2 separate regions of the Homo sapiens genome follow, and region 1 is linked to region 2. Evidence: chromatin loops called from intact Hi-C (ENCODE). Cell type or tissue: GM12878. All regions are shown on one strand. Each heading gives the region's core, and the rest is flanking DNA. Links, peaks and the distances in the headings are about the cores only.

Evidence for each region. A loop is a pair of places that touch in the nucleus more often than their neighbours do. Peaks named below come from ENCODE experiments on the same cell type or tissue, not always from the same donor. Only the 100,000 strongest peaks of a DNase experiment are listed, where the experiment ranks them.
Region 1: it touches region 2 in a loop (12-fold over the local background); 1 of 110 quality-filtered maps calls a loop at or near these places.

The regions. Positions count from the first base shown.
Region 1 is chr14:106,612,180-106,615,000 of GRCh38, forward strand. It overlaps IGH. Among named protein-coding and RNA genes, the nearest start is that of LINC00221, 130 kb to the left of the region's middle. In GM12878, for the core only: no CTCF peak of the experiment used is centred there; a DNase peak (open chromatin) is centred at 1,282.
Region 2 is chr14:106,662,681-106,665,501 of GRCh38, forward strand. The region is part of intron 1 of LOC102724977 (a long non-coding RNA gene); the gene reads left to right. It also overlaps IGH. Among named protein-coding and RNA genes, the nearest start is that of LINC00221, 180 kb to the left of the region's middle. In GM12878, for the core only: CTCF peaks have their summits at 1,232 (motif pointing left) and 1,633; DNase peaks (open chromatin) are centred at 1,241 and 1,649.

The DNA.
Region 1 (2,821 bases), core at 192-2,691, 50 kb before region 2:
AGTCCAGACATGCCCTTTATTTATATTTAGTTCAGGTTTTCATATAACAAACCACGCAGCCAGGCTCATTTAAATTATCCATACTCAGTCCATATAGGATCAGCAGCTGAGTATAACAATCACATTGAACTCAGACAAAACTGGGCCCAATCCAATGTTTACTGTAGCTCAGAACAGCTTTACTGACTCACTGAACTTGGAGATTATTTCTTCCCTGAAGGAACTGTGAGGGTTGCTGTGAAGCCTCTGCAGGGTTGGATTTTTTTTTGCATCAGCCTGTCATGCAGGGTATTCTGAATGATGTAGACCTTTACACTTAGATGGTAATTATTCCTAGTGTTGTGGAAATGGCTGGCAGTCCTCAATTCCGTTAATTCCTTTGGTTCATCTGAGTGTCTACAAGAATCTGATGAACCTCAGGACTCTCCTTCATAGAGGACTGCAAAGATTGTCAATAGACTCAGTGCTATGGACAGAGGGAGCTAATGGAAGATTCTCAGTCCACTGATATGTTGGGTGAGCAACTTAGGACACATCCAAGAATGAACCATTTTTGTCAATGCCAATCAATATTAAATTCAAAGTCAAGATTTTCAGTAAACTGGAGTGTAAAATTTTCATGATTCTGGACAATGGGGTCTCAAACTTCATGGTATGCAGAAGAAATGAGCTCATCATGGTTAGACAGAAGCTTCTTTACCTAGGAAGTTAGTTTTTCAAACTAAAGCACCAGAGACATGGTTTCCTGAGATCTTGTGAAAATTTATCTACTGGAGAAAAAAATCAGAAAAACTGATCTCAAATAATTGAAAGAAACCGTATAAGAAATTTTTAACAACACAGCCATGAAACTCCAGCCATGAAACTCCAAAAAACTCCAGTCAATTTTTTGGTTCATGTCTTACAACTCAAGAAGCAATGAAGAAATCTGCAAAATTGGAAGCTTTCTCCAACAGAGATCATTTTCCCTAATTGAGCAATAGAACAGTATTTATAAAGAGATACTTTTTCATGGGACCTCCAACTTACACAGATTTCTGTGACCTGAAGAATTTTCCCTAAAAGAATCATCCTCTAGACATCTGTGTATGCAAAAATACATTGTGTATATTTGTGTATGATTAATCTGTAAAAGCCTTTGGCATATTGAACAAACTTCATGTAAAGGTGATAACTTTATCACTTACTGTGCACTCACACTTTACTTGTTTCAAAAGTTCATCACCCTTGTGATGCAGCAATAGGTGCGTTTGAGAATGTGCTGTTGCTTCAAGTGAACACATTCTAGATCCTCATTTGACTTCGCGGTTTCATATTGAGTATCGACATACCTATGACTGAAAGCCCAACATTTTTATCCAACTGAGTTTCCTTTTATGATATCATTCTGAACCCTGCTAACAGCCTCCATCATGCATGCTTCCAATCTTTTGCTTTTGAGGGAGTAAGGGATAAAATTAATCCTTGCTTTAATGTGAGACGCTTTCTTGACTTCTATCATATTTATTAGAAATTCTCATGGAGAGCCATAATCAAACATTATTTGTTTATGGATCATACCTCAAAACTGAAACTGTTTTTCATAATGGCTATACCACTCTATATTTTCACAATTATGGAAAGCAATATAAAGGCACCAAATGAATTAAAACTGGAAATGTTATATGACCAGAAATTCTGCTTTTAGAAATATACCCAAAGCAGATGAAATTACCACCTTGTTAAGATAGTTGAATCCTATGTTTATTGAAACACTATTAATCTTAGCCAATATATGGAAACAATCTGAGTGTCAGTAGATAGACAAATGGATAAAGACAATGTTGTATTTATACACCATAGAAAACTATTTAATCTTGCAAAACAAGAAGATGCTGCCATTTGCCACAAGATGGATTCATTCCCATAACCACTAACAGGGCACACCATCCATTATAGTTCCTCCCTAGGGGATGGCAGATCCTTACTCAGTAGTAAACACTGGCAGTGATGGGAAGTAGACTTTTATGAACTATTGAATTTTTCAGCATAACATATCAAAGTCTTAAAATATTCTGCTGTGTCCGCATGTGATAAAGTGGAGTCTAATATTAGAGGTAAAATTAAAAGTGCAGGGATCTTCTAGACACCAAGTCATAGCATGATCATGTCTGTGTACTTGAGGGTGTGGACCATAGGTCATGAATACTAGTTGGAGTGGTTTTGACAAAAGATGTTCCAGGGATAAAACTTTCTTCAACTGGCCAGAGGCTGCACAGGTGAGGCAGAGGGTCAGTGAGGGCACTTCCAGTCTAGGGCTGACTCCTGTAGCTGCTCCTAGGACAGGACACTTAGAGATATAGAGTCTCAGTCCCTGTCAGTCACGTGCAGTCACAACCATCCCTATAAGTCAGGTCTGACATCTGAAACACTCAACTTGAAAGCAGTCACTGGGCAAAGGAGAAGAAATAACAATGTCATCACCTTCATGAACACAACTCTGCATTCCTCTCAGATCTTCGCCTTCTCTAAGGACAAAGTGATTGGCTTTTCCATTCCCAATGTTGACTCTGAAGGCTTGAAGAAAAATCTTGATGTGGCACAGCTTTGCCTTTGCCTTTATAAGAGAGAGACTGAGGTCAGACTCCCCTGCATTTGAAAGTTTTATTGTTGTCTCTCTTTCTGGCTGAATTGAAGTACTGCCTTGCCAAAAACCACAGCCATTAAGGGTGATGAAGCCTTCTTGATTCTGATGTTTCAACTTGGGACATACGAACTTCTATATCAATTGATTCATGCAAATCTCAGGAGAATAATTACAAAATAACTCTCTAATTCATCA
Region 2 (2,821 bases), core at 182-2,681:
AATGGATTACTCTTAGATAAACAGGTCCCATGTTGTTAAGATAGCTCATTGTTACCTACCTTTCAAATGTTGTGAAGTCTCACATCCCAATGATGAAAAAATAGTGGGAGAAAAAGGGAACTAAACATAGAAAATAAAGGAGGAAATAACCAACAAAAAGGGGAAACAATCCTGGAAAACTGATATAGGCTTTGGAACTCTGAAGGCTGTACATGAGTAGGATAAACAACAAATATCTGAGACAGGTCTCAGTCAATTTAGGAAGTTTATTAATATGGTTTGTCTGTGTCCCCATCCAAAACTCATTTTGAATTGTAGTCCCACATTTCCCATGTGTCATTGGAAGAACCCAGTGAGAAGTAATTGAATCATAGGGGCAGGTCTTTCCCATGATGAACTCATGATAGTGAATAAGTTTCATTAGATCTGATGGTTTTCTAAAGGGGAATTCATCTGCACAAGCTCTCTCTAGTCTTCCACCATGTAAGATGTCCCTTCCTTTTCTGACATGATTGCGAAGTGTCCCCAGCCACGTGGAAATGTGAGTCAATTAAAACTCTTTCCTTTATACGTTACCCAGTCTTGATTATGTTTTTATCAGCAGCAGGAGAACAGACTAATACATTTGTTTTGCCAAAGTTAAGAACCCAACCATAACCAGCCTCAGGAAGTCCTGAGACATGTGCACAAGGTGATTGAAGTACAGCTTGCTTTTATACATTTTACAGAGACATGAGACATCAGTCAATACATGTGAAATGTACATTTTTTTTTCCTGTAAGCCAGGACAAATGAAAATGGGGGCTTGCAGGTTAGAAGAAGATAAGAGACAATAGGTTGCATTCTTTTGTGTCATTTATTATCCTTCCACTGAATACACAATTTAGTCTGACTCAGTGAATCTTCATTTTTACATAAATTATAGTGGGGAGGAAGAAATCATATATGTATTTGTCTCAGGGGAGACTTAGAGGAATGCCTGCTTTCCTGCCTTTCTGAATCAACTGTTCTAAGTTTAAGTTTTTGTAGATGACCAAAAACAAAAAACAAAAACAAAAACAAAACAAGACAAGACATGAGTTACAAGGAAGAAATACTAAGAGATCCTGGGGAAGACCTTTGCTTTACAAGGTCAAAAAATAGCAAGTTCAAAAAGGAAACCCCACCCTGCCCAGGGACCTAATGTGGAGCTGCCTCCTAAGGGAACCGTGGTGTCTGAGCGACCCCTGCCGTCCTGAGCGCCCCCTGGTGGTTCTGAGCGCCCGCTGGTGGTTCTGAGCGCCCCCTGGTGTCCTGAGCACACTCTGCTGTTCTGAGCGCCCGCTGGTGGTTCTGAGCGCCCCCTGGTGTCCTGAGCACACTCTGCTGTTCTGAGCGCCCACTGGTGGTTCTGAGCGCCCCCTGGTGTCCTGAGCACACTCTGCTGTTCTGAGCGCCCGCTGGTGGTTCTGAGCGCCCCCTGGTGTCCTGAGCACACTCTGCTGTTCTGAGCTCCTGCTGGTGGTTCTGAGCGCCCCCTGGTGTCCTGAGCACACTCTGCTGTTCTGAGCTCCTGCTGGTGGTTCTGAGCGCCCCCTGGTGTCCTGAGCACACTCTGCTGTTCTGAGCGCCCCCTGGTTTAACTGAGTTCTCTCTGGTGTCCTGAGCATCTATCTCCTGGCGGGTTTGCTGTGCAGAAACTCCTTAGTTAATTAGGTCCCACTCATCTATTTGTGTTTTGGTTGAATTTGCTTTTGGATACTCAGCCAAAAATTATTCGTCAAAGTTGGGGTCGAGAAGAGTATTTCCTAGGTTGTCTTCAAGGATTTTTATGGTTTGAGGTCTTACATTTAAGTCTTTCATCAATTTTGAGTTAATTTTATGTATGTTGAAAGTAGACGTCCAGCTTCAATCTTCATCACATGGCTAGCCAGTTGTCCCAGCACCATTTATTGAACAGGGAGTCCCTTCCTTATTGCTTGTTTTCATCAGCCTTATCAAATATGAGATGATTGTAGGTGTGCAGCAACACACCACTCAGAATGGCTATCACGAAAAAGTCAAAAAACAATGAATGCTGGTGGGACTCTGGAGAAAAGAGAACACTTATACCCTGATGAGAAGAATATAAGTTAATCTTGCCCCTTTGGAAAGCAGACTGGAGATTTCTTAAAGAACTTAAAACAGAGATATCATTTTACCCAGCAATCCCACTCCTCAGTATACACTAAAAAGTAAGCAAATAATTCTTATTTGTGCGCACATTTGTCAGAAGCCCTCAAGCTGTACATTGAAAATCTAAGCATTTTTATGTTAATTTTATATCATAAAAATAGAAAATAGACAATGGTAGGAAAATATTTATATTGATATTAAAATCCTAATAAAATATATATGAAAATTCAAATAAAAAATGTAAATGTGATTACAATAATTATTAAAATGCATTCAGCTGTAGTGGAATTAAATCCAGGAAATTAGAAAGATAAAGGTGACATATTAAAATGAAAAATTAATAAACACATTTCACAGATAAGTAAAACATGGCTAAAAATATGTGGAACATTTTATATTATTAGTAATACAAAGTAAATAAACTCTTGATATAACATTTTGACCTGTTTTATCAGGATAAATGACTAATATTTTGTGTAAAATCACAACATGTAAACAATTAAAAATAACCAAAATCAATTATGAATTACTCTAATAATTTATATTTAGTTCATCATTAATTTTGATTCTTCAGGACATGTTTTTAGAATTATTTTATCTTAATGTTTAATATGAATGCCTACACATATATGCATAGGTCTGTGTATTTGTACATCTTTTTTTCTTT